Linked DNA regions of Homo sapiens: region 1 is linked to region 2. Evidence: chromatin loops called from intact Hi-C (ENCODE). Cell type or tissue: ovary. All regions are shown on one strand.

The links. Hi-C counts contacts between places; a loop is a spot of excess contacts. Peaks named below come from ENCODE experiments on the same cell type or tissue, not always from the same donor. Only the 100,000 strongest peaks of a DNase experiment are listed, where the experiment ranks them.
Region 1: a loop joins it to region 2, with 5 times the contacts of the local background. A loop is called at or near these places in 4 of 110 quality-filtered maps.

What each region holds. Positions count from the first base shown.
Region 1 is chr7:26,841,813-26,849,812 of GRCh38, reverse strand. SKAP2 (src kinase associated phosphoprotein 2) reads left to right here. Exons shown (of 13, transcript NM_003930.5): 4 at 5,676-5,783. All of the region lies in intron 2 of LOC124901606 (a long non-coding RNA gene), which reads right to left. Among named protein-coding and RNA genes, the nearest start is that of SKAP2, 19 kb to the left of the region's middle. In ovary, no CTCF peak of the experiment used is centred here; no DNase peak of the experiment used is centred here.
Region 2 is chr7:25,881,732-25,889,731 of GRCh38, reverse strand. No RefSeq gene overlaps it. Among named protein-coding and RNA genes, the nearest start is that of MIR148A, 64 kb to the left of the region's middle. RefSeq lists an enhancer at 6,811-8,000. In ovary, no CTCF peak of the experiment used is centred here; no DNase peak of the experiment used is centred here.

The sequences.
Region 1 (8,000 bases), 960 kb before region 2:
AATTTGGGGGAAAATGATCAATTATTAAAAGAAGGGCATATTTATTAGCATTAGTCAAATGTTTCATGAGATTTTTTTTTCAAATTTGTAAAATGTTAGTGTCTACAGCTTTTTTTTTTTTTTTTTGAGATGGAGTCTCACTCTGTCGCACCCAGGCTGGAGTGCAGTGGCGTGGTCTCTGCTCACTACAACCTCTACCTCCTGGGTTCAAGCGATTCTCCTTCCTCAGCCTCCCGAGTAGCTGGGATTACAGGCATCCACCACCACGCCTGGCTAATTTTTTGTATTTTTAGGAGAGACGGGGTTTCACCATGTTGGTCAGGCTGGTCTCGAACTCCTGACCTCAGGTAATCTGCCCACCTTGGCCTCCCAAAGTGCCGGGCAGGTGTGGACCACTGTGCCCGGCCTAGTGTCTACAGTTTTGAAAAAGGGGAATATACTGCTTCAGGTGCTAGAGATAGATAAAAGTCTCATTTTCTCCTTTAAAATCTTTTTGCTCTAATTGTAAAAAAAAATAGATTTTGCCTTAATATTTTATTGATATTGTTAAATATGCATAGATTTACTTAGAAAGCAGTTTCCTTTGACCTTCTCACTCATGCTGTTTCTTAAGTTTATTAATGGACTAAGAATAGCAGAATAAGAATAGCAGAAAAGTCTGAAGTTTGGATGATGTTTAATTTCCTTTTTTAACCCTTCCTAACATAGTGTGTTTTCTGTTGAACGATAACTCCACAGTGAAATCTGAGGAAATAATTCACAGCTTTTTCCTTCGACCACCTACCCCCACCATTGGCCTTGTAAAAATGTCTTAAGCATGTTTGAAATGATGGGACCTGTAGTAGTAGAAGTATATTTCACAGGCAGTGCTTGAAAAATGGTTTTTTCTTATTTTAAAGCTCTGCCCCAGTTTTGTGCCAGAAGTTGTCTTTAGTATTTGCATGCCCTCCTATTGTAGAAGAATTATGAGGAGAATCTTCCTTTCATTGACCTAGATTCTTCAGAGCCTTAAGAATGAAACTTTTCCTGAAGAAATGACAAGTTAAATGCTTAATTATGTATATTTAGCTATATATTATTACTTGAAAAATTAGACAAGTGAACTATGTAGAGAATTAGAAATTAATTTATTTTCATTAGAGTAATTTTTCCCCATTTGTCTTCCAGTAAGAAGGAATGGTTATCACTCAGATTTTAGGTACAGGTTTAGTAGTATCCCTTATCCAAAGTTCTTGGGACCAGAAGTGTTTCAGATTTTGGATTTTGGGACATTTGCATATATATAATGAGCTATCTTGGGGGACGGAACCTAAGTGTGACACTAAATTCATTTATGTTTCATATACACCTTGTAATTTTGTGCATGAACTAAAGTTTGCGTACATTGAACCATCAGAAAGCAAAGATGTTAGGCATGGAATTTTCCATTTGTGTTGTCATACTGACACTCAAAAAGTTTTGGATTTTGGAACATTTTGGAGTTCTGTTGATTTAGGGATGTTCAACCTGTATATTACTTCATTTCCTGTTTACCTGATTGTGTTTAAAATAGGACTGTTTTGAAAAAACAAGCAACAAATTGGGTAAATCAGCTTCAGTGGTTGTAGAGATTATGACTGTTCAGTTGTTGTTGGGCTACATCTCTAGGCATTTGGGAAAATGTTAATTGATAATGAACCATATCAGAAAGAATGGCTAATAGTAATTTGATCCCAGCTAGTATAAATTTAAAAATGTTTTTCAGAAAAATATGCTGCTGTAGTATGATTAAACCTTGAGTTTGTTGCAATGTTTGTTACTACTGAAATTATAGGAAGGTAAGTCTTGGATCATTGTCTTTTATTCTGTTAACTTTGTATCGTTAATTAAACTTTTGAAAGTTGTGGGATAAATCAAATGCTTTTCTAGGGAAACAAGAAACAGTATTAATGAGCAACAACCCCATCATTATCCTTGTGAGTACATAACAGGGACACATTCATGTCTTTTCTTTGTGCAATAACTTTTACAAAGAAGTATTTTTAAACTGATCATTAATTTTATGACCACAGAAATGAGATGCAAAATTTATGCTATTGTCAGTGGCACAGGCTCACAGCACCACTGACATTTTGTGTGATTGTAATAGAATGGCTGCCAACTAATGATTCTGTAGACATTTCATTTGAGTGTGCTTTTCTTTAGATGTGTGATTAGCTGTAATGCTTTCACTTATGTCTGTAAATTATATTGGATATGTTTACCTGATGCCTATTGTTGATTTGGAGTTCAGTTTTGTATTACATAAATGCAAGTTGAACTTTTTTTTTTTTAATTTATCGAAGTCTTTGCAGGTATAACTACAAATACTCAGCCCCTGGGGAGGAAAAATGCTTTGCACTACTCAACAGTAACCCCTGCGTTCAGTTAAAACTCCTTATAAGACAGCAGCTTTTACTCTTTATTGGGTCGAAAAAAAAATTAGGGGGGAGGAAAAGGGATGGACCATCACTGGAACAATGGTAAGATGAAGAAGACCATCTTGAAAAATGATGTGTCCTTTCCACTTAATGCAGGTTAAAAAGGGGCTATCCCTGTATATATAGCATATAGATTCTTTGCTCTCTGAGTTAATTCAAAGGATTATGGGGAGAAAAAAATAAGGAAGAAGTGAAGCCAGTAGCAGTACTTAATTCATTTTGTCTTAGGTAAATGTAAACATCACACTGATTTAAAAAAAAAAATACTTGCAGTGAGCTGCAATTCTTAGAATGGGTAAGTTGAAGACAATTTCATTTTAATATATAACCCAAAAGCGTTTTATTTTTATTTTGATTTTTTGAGACAGAGTCTCTGTTGCCCAGGCTGGAGTGCAGTGGCATAATCTTGGCCCACTGCAGTGGCATGATCTTGGCTCACCGCCTCCCAGGTTCAAGCAGTTCTCCCTGCCTCAGCCTCCCGAGTAGCTGGGATTACAGGTGCCTGCCATCATGCCCGGCTAACTTTTGTATATTTAGTGGAGACGGGGTTTTGCCATGTTGGCCAGGCTGGTCTCAAACTCCTGAGCTCAGGTGATCCACCTGCCTTGGCCTCCCACAGTGCTGGGATTACAGGCGTGAGCCACCGCACCCGGTCTATTTTTTAAAATAAAAACCGAAACCATGACTTTCTATAAAAGTCAAAACCATGACTTTCATAAAAACCAAACCATGAAAGCCTCTCAGGTCTTTCACCTGTTAGTGATCAGTTTGTGTAGAATAAATACTCTTTACTTTGAGTTTATAGCTTTAGTAATGAACTGTTGATATGTATGTATATATTTATACATATTCGTTGAATATAGAATCGTGTTTGCATTTGTGTGTATGTGTATATAAATGCATATATACACATATATATATGCACACATAATAATGGATGTTATCAAAGGATAATAAACTACTTCTAATTTTAAAAACTAAGTTTTAATTTTTTCTGTTTACTTCCACCTAGAATTTAATATAATTTAAGCCTGAATATCTGAATTTTTTTCAAAATCTTTGCTATATATTATTTGGTTTCACTGTTGGTTTTAAATAGTTATAATAGCAAAATATGCCACATGCTAAGTTCTAGTAATGTTTTTGAAGTATCCTAATACTTTTTTTTGCAGCAAGATTTTTTTTGTGTGAGATATGAAATATTCTTGGAAAATTCATACCACAAAAATTCTTAATTTCATTAAGAATGTAAAGATACTCTAACAACTAAGAGTAACTGAGAATTTCTTGATCCCTACTGGTACATATTCCATGAACTGTTGTAACATGATCAAAATATGTTTACTAGCACTTTATGAAGTTCCTTCCTACCTTATATTTGAAATCAGAGCACTCTTCTTTTGTTAAAAAAATTTTTTTTTAGAGATGGGGTCTTGGTCTGTTGCCCAGGCTGGAATGCAGTGGTGCAGTTATAGCTCACTGCAGCCTCAAACTCCTGGGCTCAAGCGGTCCTCTTACCTCAGCCTCCCACAGATGTGACTATAGGTGCAGGCCACCACACCCGGCTAATTGTTTTTATTTTTATTTAGAGATGTGGTCTTGCTATGTTGCCCAGCCTGGTGTCTAATTCCTGGCCACAAGCGATCTTCTGGCCTCAAGCATGCTGAGTAGCTGAGATTACAGGCGTGAGCACTGCCACCAGCCTAGCACTCTTCTTTTCATAAGAGAAATATTGTAAGGGATCATTGAGTGTTCTGAAAAGGACTTTGAACATCTGAAAAGAAAGAGAAATTAAGTTCCAAAGAATGAGTAGTATTTATGTGTTCCTTAGAATTTTAACTGTGGGAGTAACATCACCATATTTACTGTACCTAGTAGTAGAATCCCTAAGGATGACAATATAGCCATCTCTATGTTCTGCCCTTATCATCTTAATGAGAGATGTCTCTGATGACAGTTGCTCACAAAGTGGCAAAATTATAAGGAAATAGGAATATGTATTTTTAAAAAATTATTTGGACAGTGTTGTCTTGAGAGAGGCTATTTTCTCTACCAAAAATGTGGTAACAAATAGGGTGACACCCATCAAATGGGTGTCAGAGGACAAAGATACCCTTTTGGAGAGACAAGTAGCATTAATCTGAATCTGCCAGGAACTGTGGTTCAAAAGTAATACTATAGGCACTCTGCGGTTCCTATGGGGATTTTCCTTGTGCTTTAAGGGTAATCCCTGAGGTGGCTGTTTTTCTGTCAGGTAACTTGAATTCAACAGTCAAATACTTAATGTAGAATTAAGCATACTTTTTTCTTTGTTGTGAAATCCGGGTGACAAATGAATGCTTATGTGTAACTGGGCTAGCAAATATTTGTGTTTTTTTAAAAAAATTATTTTAAATGATTATATGGAAAAAATTGAAACCACAAGATCTTGTGGAGATTAATTAGCCTAAAATAGAAAAGTCAATCAAAAAATCGACCAACGAACCTAGGATTTGAAAATCAAGTTGGAAACTGGCCAGAACATTAAAAAGTAATAACATACCATTGAATGAAACTGAAAGTGTCTAGTTTGTAAATTACCCTTACTTGAATTTAAAAAGATTATGAAAATTTTAAAGCAGTTTTTTCTATAAAAGATTTTAAAAGATTTGTGCTCTGGAAAATGCAACAGATTATTTTTAATCCTCTCTAAAAATGTATAAAATGTATAAAAATGTATAAAATGATTTTATACAAAATATTCATACAGCTTCAAATTATTAGTTTCTCATCATAATTTTTCAAATTATTGAATAGGTAAATGGAATTACTTGTATTATGTTTTCTGTTGTGCTTCCTGGGTTTTGTTGTTGTTGTTGTTACTGTTATCTTGGTTTTGTTCGTTTGGATATACACTCTGTTTTACCCTGCTTCTACTTTTTGGATTCTTCTTTGTAGAGATCATCATAATTTTGGACTATATCCTTTTGTGTCATAAATAAGCAATTGTATAATGACCTTCAAAAATTCTTACTATATCTAAGTTACAATGGCTATAAAATAAAATAAGACCTGTTTTTACCTAGTTTTAAAAGTTTTCTTTGTTTTTCCATGACAATGACTCAATTTACTAGTAGAATTTACCTCTTCTAACAAAGTAACATTAACATTAAGTAACATTACTTTAAATGGCTAAAGTATAAAAGGCAGTTCTCTGATTTTTTTTTTTTTTAACAGGTGATGCAGAAGATGGGGAAGAATATGATGACCCTTTTGCTGGGCCTCCAGACACTATTTCATTAGCCTCAGAACGATATGATAAAGACGATGAAGCCCCCTCTGATGGTATGTGACATTTTCCCACGTAACTCTGACACTCACACAAAACAATGCTATATATATGGGTGGTAGTTTTATGAGAAAGCAGATGAACATAGAGGCTTCGGTTAACTTACCTTTACCAAAACCTTTTAAGGAACAGAAGAGCTCTCTCTAGTGGTTCTGGTGAGGTTTTCCTAAGTATGTAGTTGGTTCTTTTTCTTGGAAATTTTCTTTACTAAAATTTTTGAGAGAGTGCCTGTATCATCATATGAATATTATTAGTAACAGTTTGATAGTTAATTTAATATTATCAGATTCTTGCTTAATTTTATTATGCTACTTGAAGGCTTACTGTATTATTTATTTTATAAATAATAAAAAAGATTTTTGATCTATTTTTTTCTGAAAACTTTATACAAAATGAGTTAATAAAATATTAAGTTAATTTTCCGACATTGCCTCTTCACACTGAGACAGGTTTTTATCAAATGCTTCTTTTAATGCGCATTTTCATTTTTATATTGTCACTTAAAAGTGGACCATATTATGCAGTAATATTGCAGTGTTTGTATTAACTGAATTAGTAATAAATTTATCTCTTAGTAATTTCTAAAAGCTATTGAATGTTGCCAAAGTTATGAAACTTGTTTTTAGTGTAGTATGTACTTTCTCTGTTATAGCCATTGAGTACATCTGCATTATAGAAACCTTATAAGGGTAATATATAGTTATAAATTAAGAATGTGTATCAATAAATTAGTCATGCATATTAATTTGTAGCACTCAAAGTTTCACATAGACATAGAAATGAATAATACCTTCTGCCACTATGTGATGATCAAACTGTGCAGTTCCATCTCTAAATACAATTGCTGAATGAAAATATGCTTCCTGCAACAGAGCACTCCACATTTTATGTTATCCAGATTATTCCCTTTGGAAACATAAATTGCTTTTATGAGGTATAAAATTATGTCTGTTGCAGAACGGGGATAAGTCAAGTACATGCATAAGTGATAAACATTCTAACCAGTGATTCAGTACAAAACAATCTTTTTTTATATCCAGAACTTTGTACAAAGTGTAGCAATAATAGTCATATCTATTTTATGTTGAATTTTATGCTTCGGCAAACATTTAATTTCTATTTTTAAAGGGAGGGTTTTTTTTTGCTGTTATATTCACTTTCTATCTTTTAAAGAGATAAGCATTTCTTTTCTCTTCACCAAAACAGAGCATTACCCTTTCCAACCTCATCTTCAAAAGCATTTCTACTAGAAAATGTTTTATAATCAAAGAAATAATATTTTCAGGCAAAACAATGAATTATTATTTAAGTGGTACTATTTTTCAGACACATTACAATTGCTTTATTTCTCTGTAAAATGTTGGTATATATGAATGTATGTGTGTATACACATACACAGACAGAATATTTATACTAAGAGAGACATACGGAGAATATATTCATAGACTATATAGACATAGTTTCTTAAAATAGCATAAACATTTTGATATACAGGGGAGTGCTATGTGTATTCTTGAAAAATTTGCAACCTAAAAAGAAATTCAACAATTAAATATCTATGAGAGCCAGAAATCTTCCAGTAGCTTGTTAGAAAAAGTAAATTATTATTAAATTATAGTGCATTTACATTATTGTTTTCTTTTTAATAGTAAATAATTTATCATATATTTTTATAACAAAATATTCAGGAAATACACTAAAAGATTGTTGTTAAAAGGTTATTTTATTGATTTTAAATATTATTTAATAACATTTATATGTAACATCAAGTTTTTTTGTTAATAGTGCCTATTCATTAGTGTTTAAGCAATTCTTGAGCAGATTAAAACTTTTACCTGTAGTATTACTCATTTTTGATATATAAATAATACTGTTTTTGATACTTTCACATTTTCTTCTAAGAATATCATTATTAAAATTAATTTTTAAACTACCACTTGGACATTTAATATTCACTCTAAAATATCATCTCAATGTATCAGTTTTTCTCTCTTCAACTTAGATTTTGTGTGTGTTCTCTTTCCTTTGATGAATAAATTTGCTTCATTATGTGACCTCAGTCCAATAATATATTAATTATAAAAAAGATAATGCATTTAACAATAAGCATAACCGAATTAGCACAGGTCACCAAAAGGCCTTTTGTCAAATCAGATTGTTGTTTTGTCCTTTTGACTTTTACCTTATGGAAGGCACTAAGAAAGTATCTAAAC
Region 2 (8,000 bases):
TTCAGGGTTTCATTAAGAGTTTTTCTTCTGTATGGGATGAATGTCATCCATGCTATCTGAATCACCTGAACAGGATGCTCTGTGGGGCCACACTGTGGGGCTCCTGCAGCACCCATGGGGTTCCACACAGGGGGCAAGTGCTGACCATGGCTGTGTGCCTTCTGGTAGTCAGTTGGAACATTTACTTGTTGATACATGTATATATTTTTATCACAAATTACTTTTGTTTTTCCTTTCTGTTACAGATAGGGCATTGTATTGATGGTGTTGTCATTGTTGAAATTATGTGCTTAGGTAGATTATCTCCGAATTTCATTTCTGGGAAGAAAAAAAGACGCTTTACAGAATATCTGTTATAAGAAGGGGCTGGAGGGTAAGGCATAGGGACCGCTGATATAGGGGACGGAGACAGGAAAACAGGTGGGTATCGTGCTGGAGAAATGGGTTGGAGGGCCCCTGCCTGGGAATGGAAGCAGAGACCCTGAATACAAATAGACTAAAGCAATTTAATATATTATTTTTATTTTAGTTTTTGAGACAGGATCTTGTGGTGTCACCCAGGCTGGCATATAGTGGCATGATCTCAGCTCACTTGTAACTTTCACCCCCTGGGCTCAGGAGATCCTCCTATCTCAGCCTCTCTAGGAGATGGGACTATAAACACATATTGCGATGCTTGGCTAATTTTTACTTTTTTTTTGGTTTCACCATGTTGCCCAGGCTGGTCTCAAACTCCTGAGCTCAAGCGATACTCCTGCCTTGGCCTCACAAAGTGCTGGGATTAAGGTGTGAGCCTCCGTGCCCAGCCAAAAGCACATTTACTTTAAAATGCTATTAGCATACATATTAACTAGAAAGAAAAATATCATAAGCATTCAAATCAAAATATCTTCCAGCTTGCATCGGGAAGTGGAAAGAGTTGTGTGTTCTGAAGTTGATGGTTCCTTAACTTCCACCCTGACTCTGAACCGTAGTTTCCACACCTGTAAAATAACTGGGTTGGGTTCAATCTTCTCTGGTGTCTTTCTTTGCTAAAATTTTATGAGTCATCGACAGCAGCTGTCTGATAGTAAATCTGTCTCATTTTTCTTATCATGAACTTCATAAAGAGGCATGGATTTTTTTCATGTTATTTTTCAGTAAAAAATTTAAAGACTACTTTTAAAATAAAAATTGGGCAGAAGGTGAAATAAAACCCTGTAATTCTATAAATCTGCAAGTTTGTGGAAATTTTACTTAGCGTATAACTGCTAGGTAGAGTTTAATGAAGATGTATGAGTTTCAAATCCATCTCTACCAATCATTAGCTGCATGACCTTGCTTAACTTCTTGTCTCAAAATGGGAACAATAATTATCCCTACCTCTAGTACTATGAGATTTAAATGAGATAATGCTTCCAAAACACTTAGAACCTACCATGCCATTCAGTTCTGAAAGATGAAAAAGTTTTAGAGATTGAATGCATAACAGTGGGAATATACTTAGCACTAGTCAACTGTACACTTAAAAATGCTTAAGATAGTACATTTTATGCCATTTGTTTTTTACTACAATTAAAAAAAAATGAATTGGCCAGGCATGGTGGCTCATGCCTAAAATCCCAGCACTTTGGGAGGCCAAGGCAGGAGAATCACTTGAGCCCTGGAGTTGAATGCCAGCCTAGGCAACACAGTGAGACCTCATCTCTACAACAAATTTAAAAATTAGCTGGGCATGCTGGTGCATGCCTGTGGTCCCAGCTACTTGGGAGGTTGAGTTAGGAGGCTCACTGAAGCCTGGGAGGTCAAGGCTGCAGCGAGCTGTTGTTATGCCACTGTACTCCAGGCTGGGTGACAGAGTGAGATGCTGTCTCAAAAATAAATAAATAAAATGAAAATAAAAATTGGATTGCAATACATGTATACAAATATATGTACTAAGTGCTTAATAAATATACTGCACCTATTATTTTACTACTTGTTTTTGTTTTCTGCTGGGCTCTCATGTCGCCCATACATTCCACAGACAAGGACCAAGTACTGGGCTAGGCTGGGGAAGTTAGAGAAGAACATTATTGCTGACCTCAGGAAGCTAAGGCTCTAGAAGGGGAGATAGGGGAGTAAACAGCTGCCATGGAAGGTGCCAAGTGCTACGGCAGGTATGTGACAGGCAGGATATGAGGATTCACCTTCAGCTGTCTGTGTGCCTATTGTGGGGAGAGCCCAAGGTGAAGGGTAAAGACAAAGTGGGGGAACCGCCAGGGGAGGCTTTCTACAGTGCCTGGGGCCTGAGCTCAGGCATGGAGGACACAGTGGAGCTGGCCAGGCTGAGATGGCACAATCTGGATTCTCTGACTTGATGATTGGGGAATGCTGGTTCCACATCTGCACTGAGATACTTATGATAAGGGTAAACAAAAATCCCTAAACAGGGGACGAGATGGTACCAGGAGTGAAAATGCACAACCTTGCTTGCCCAAGAAAGACCAAACCCCAATAACTGGAAAAACACATTCCTTCCCCTAAAGCCAAGGCTCCTCCATGCGAAGGGGAGGATGGTAAGGCCCCCTGTGTGCACTACACATGGTCTAGGCAGAGTGCTGTGTCCACCGCTTGCCCCTCCCCTGGGCCTGGCCTTCACACTGTCCAGGATCTGTTTAGGGGGGCAGCCCCATCTACTTGCAGTTCACCAGTCACATGCAGCAGCACAGACCCGTTCCCCTCCACCTGCCTGCCACCCACAGTGACAGGAGATGAGATGGGAAATAATGGGCCTTCCTCTTGCCTCCCACATGAGCATTTGAGTTAATTCGTATCTGGGCCTCATGACTCAACATATTATTTTGTGCATTTGCTTTATCACAGACTAGTGGTTCTAATAAAATTAGTGCTATTCCACATTATTGGTTCACAATTAGAATTACATGAACAAAACAGATACAATCTCACCCAGTCTTCTAGGGCTAAACCATGGAACTGACCGCAAAATTTCATCTTTTTTTTTCACCTCTGTAGTTTCATTTTCAGGTTTTTTTCAGCCCTTAAAAGAACAAGACCTATTTCAAATGGATTTTCCTACAGTTCTTAGGTAGGGTGAGTGTCTAATTCAGCACACAAACTGGGACAATCATGAGAGTGAAAGGCAGGCTATTAATAGTTAAGCAAGGACAATAGCATATGCCAGAGCTGCCACAGGCAAACTGTGACAGGTGGTCACCCTATTTTTAGGGGCAGGCTGACCCTCTTCAATAGTCATGAATTAGTCTTACTAAGCAATGCTGCTTTTTCTGATGGCTTTTTTTTAAAAAAAAAAAACAACACGTTAATTTGGGGCAATCATCTCAACACATTTGAGAAATTAAAAGGAGAAGCAAAGATATATTTACATCCAGACATATGTGATTGCTTGGGACTTCCTTTGATGTGAAACCTGCAAAGTATAAGGGGAAATCTGGGCTGGCATTTCTTTATGCTTGTGACCTGGATCAAAATATGAAAATGTACTTATTTTAACCCAAGGCACTGGAAATGTTGTACAAGTAGCACTAGAGTCTCTCTCCATTCCACAAAAGTCAGATTTGAGCAAAGGGAAAGTTCACCCTTTGGCTTGAAGACGGAATGTACATCAGTAAATATGAGACTGTTTTTCTAGGAAATAACGCTTATTTAGGAACATCCAGGTATTATCCAGAGAACCTGACCTTGACTCCAGGTTGATTCAAGTGAAACTGGCTGTCTAGTATTCCTGCCTTCAACGCTGCCATCTGCCATCCATCCGTTCCGTAATCTCCTCTAGCCAAAGAATGGTTTTCCATATGAAAACTTGAGATATTATGCTTTCGGTTTTGCCGGTGATCCTGAAACACGTGAACCTGAGGCAAAAAAAGTAAAGTGCTGTACCTTTGGTCCTTAAAGCAGCAGTGATTTCTCCAAATGCGAGGGCTGCATGTAAAAGCATGCCACCACCTCCCCCCTACCATGGCGCAGGTTTGCGTGAAGACCCACTGTGATAATATACAGGACGGGATAGACTTTGCTAACTGTAAAACACCACAACAATATGAGTTATTTTTCTTGTTTGAGTGTTTCCTGGATGGAGTTGAAATATTTTGACAATCACAGATTGAACTGTAGATATCTCAACCCGTGGATGATGAATTGTGTTTTAAAAAGGTGATGCTCCACTGAGTTGTAGGTTACATATTTCTCTGTCAGAAGCAGCCCACACTGAGCAAGGTAGAGAGTGGTCTCGAGTTAGGACATGTGTGGAGTCCTGGTGAGCTCTAGAGAATAAACGACTGCTAAGAAGGTAGACAACGAGATGGTGGGAAGGAAAAAAAAAGGAGGGAGGGAGTGGTGGGGGAAGAAGGGAGGTACAGGGAGGGAGGTGAAAAAGAAAGGAAGAAAAAGAAAAAAAAGAGAAAGAAATGAAAGGTTCAGCAAGGACTCATGATGATTTCAACAGCACAATTTGCAATTCATCCTAAGGCAGCTGGGGCACCCACTCATCCATGACCATCCAAGGGAAAATCTTATTAGAATGAGGTCGTCTTTCCCCTCAAAACAACCAAGACAGAAAATGGCAGGTGAATTGGAATTGCACTCCCACCTTGCAATGTGTGGATGAGATTTGATTTCTCTCCACCGTGTGTGGTGGGCCTCGGGCACCCAAGGCTGGCGTCCACACTGATGTAGACTGAAGACCCCAATAGGAAGATGGTTGAGGCCTGGGAACTGGGCACCTCCTACAAGGAACTGCTGATAAAACAAACCTTCGTTAGGGCACAGGTGATCATCTTTTATCAAAATTGTTCTCCCTCCTATCTCATAACAAGCCTGTCTGTGTTGTGTGTGCGTGCATGTGGAGGGTGGGTGCGTGCTGCTGAGTGGGTGCGTGCCTCCGTGTGTGTTTGATGTCTCATCTGGTGTGATTAAGGGAGAAAAGGGGTGGGGGGGCTGTTCTTTGTTTATTTTGCAGATAAATCTCATCTTTAATCTGGATGCACAGAAATGTCTCATGCAAAGGAAAGGAAGCCCCCTATGCCACCCCATGACATCCATATAAATCACAGGTTTTATTTCTCTGCTGTGAGGGGGCACTGCAGAATGGAGCAACGTTGCAGACTCTCATTGGGTGATGCTTCATTACTTGGTGGAAAATCCCCAGGGCCAAAACGTTATTTAAATGTGCTATGAAAATAAATGTGATTTATATATGTGTCGTCTGCTGAGACGTTCTTCTCTGTTACTGCAGGTGATGTCGTGCATCAGGATTAGCGCCTCAATTTATCGCCGGCTCAAGCTCCACACATGCTCCATGACAGGGTGTTGTCCGCATCCCCGAAAGTTCCAGGAAGGAGACAGTGTTTGCTGAGTGGTGGGCTTTAGATATTCAGCAGTGTGGTTGGCTTTTATGGGCTGAGAATGTGTGTGAGTGTGAGCGCATGCGTGCTCGTGCATGCTGGTGTTGGGCCTGGGGCACTGTGTTGTTTGAAAGGCGCAGGGAACAGACACTTTGTACTCAGATGCATCAATTTCCAACGGCAGCAGAATGCTGTTTCTGGTTGAAAGAGAAAGAAGAAAGCGAAATCTTCATTTCAGCTTAGGAATGGGGTCCACATGTTTAGCTCAAAGTGAGTGGAAATCTCTGAAAAGCAGGTTTGGGCTAATGAATGTCAGCAGGCCTTCAATGTAAATGGGATTTGATTAGCAGGAAGGAGTGTGGTTGGGATGTTTCCATTACCAAAGAATGATATAGAGGGGCAAGGCTTGTCTTAAGGGGATGAAGAAGGTCCCTCCAACTGCCCAAGTAGATCCTTTTCCAGTAGGCTTTCAGACGCTCAGAAAACATGGGGCTGACCTTGGCTTCTACCACATGCCATGGGGCACGAGACCATTGTTCCAGACAAGTAAACCTGAGGTGGGGGGAGGTGGCAGAGCTGCGACTGGACACCACGAATGAAATATTCTACAATACAAAACATGCCACATCAGTCCTCAACATTGCCTTGCCTCTATGCCCCTCATTTTAAAGATGACAAAACTGAGGACCACAGAGGTCAATATCCCAGAGTCTGGAACTCTTCATCCTTGGAGAATCCAGGTCTTCTGCTTCTGGAATCCTTCTTCTTTGGGCATTCTTTTAACTGGTAGCAACTCATGTCTTGCCAGTCTTGTCTCTGGCTCCCCTACTCTGTTTTTCTTCAAGATTAAGGGTTTAAATGATATCTAAAGTAGGACCTACCTAGAAAAAAGACCTACATAAAATTCCTTTTAGATTGATATGGGGAAGCAAACAAAGGAACTTACAAATATACTCTCTTAGGCTATTATTTTAAATAAGCAACGGTTGCTCAGGAGCACTAATGGGAAACCGTAAAAAAACCTTTTTATTTTGAAATAAATTCAAATCCACATAGAAATTTCAAAAATAGTGCCAAGAGTTCCTGTAAATTTTTCTTCAGCTTCCCTCACTTTACCGTGTTTGCTTTATCCTTCTCTCTCTCTCTCTCTCTGTGTGTGTGTGTGTGTGTGTGTGTGTGTGTGTGTGTGTTTTATTTCTTTTCTGAATGGCTTGGGAGTACACTGTACACATTCTACCACTTTATCCCTAAATACATCAGTACACATTTCCTAAATTCATTTACACAACCACAGTACAGTTATGAAATCCAAGAAATTAACATTGCTATAGTATTATTCTCTAATTTATAGACCTTGTTTGAACTTCAGTAAATGTCCTACTAATGTCCTTTCTAGCAAAAAAAAAAAATTGTTTTCCACTTACTTTGGGATTGTGTGAAACTCGTGTCTCATTTATGGGGACTTACGTGAGAGGGTTGAGTGTGCTGAAGTTTTAGGCTGTTAAACTAAAAAGTAAACATTACCTTAAAAATACGTGTATGTTATATCTATAGTATCTTCACCTTGATAATTCTTCTTTGATAATTATGATTAAATGTCATAATGGGAAAATTCAAAACCTTTATATCTGTGAACCAAAAAATAAAACCAGATTCTGCATTCCTCGTGCATTTCAATTTGGTGTAAGTCTCTTCAATATCTGCTTGCTTGCTAGCTGTGCCTTTCTACTTGCCTGCTCACAAGATTTCTGAAAGTCTTGGTGATGGTTTTGGCTCTGAATCCAGACTGAGTAAAACAAAAGTCCAAAGCGTGTTTTGGCAAAGTGTGGTTAGCAAGGGTGATTGGTCTACAAGTGCGTTTCAGTGATGCTCAGTTCCTGGAGGAATGTGATGCTGGAGGCGCCCCTCGTTATAGCCGCGAGGAGGTCATTGGCTCCTGTGATCACATTGTGTGTCCCAAGACCCAGGTAGAGCCAAGTCACGAAATGAGAAGACAACATTGCTGGAGGAGTTGATGTTTTCCACCGAGGAGGATTAGTGAAACACCTTTATAATGCTGGTGTTGACAGACGGGACTAACATGGCTTTTATAGGCTATCAACTGAGTTATATCAGGCTTCTCCTGTGGGTAGCAGTTATGTTTCAGCCGACATGATTTGACCTGTAGTTTATCCAAATCGGTGTAATAATAAGCTATGTTATAAGGGCGTTTACTTTGCCATATATGCTCAAATATAGTAAACTTGTTATAAAACCAAGCAAATAAGGGCTTCTGTTTCTCCCACTGGAGCCCAGTGAGGGTGTGAGAGTAATCGACTTGTTCCTCTCCAAGACATATCCATCCAGAAGGTCTGTAAAAGCTCTTTATTCCTCATAGGGAAATGATTTTAGTCTTAGGAAGGAAACACATGGCTTTCTTCTTACAGCTTCAAGCTCCGTCTTGCCAGCTGCATTTATTTCTCTTGGCCTGACACTAATGAAAGGAGACTTTGATGAGCTGTTTGAGTGGTCACTCCAGAGAGAGGGATGCAGAAAGTCTCGACTTTTTGGAAGGCGCTCCTTTCGAGAACGTTTCTGCCTTATCTCTAACACACATCCCAGAGAGACATCCTTGGCTTTTGATGAAAAGCTCATGGGGCCCGATTTACCTGCCAGAAT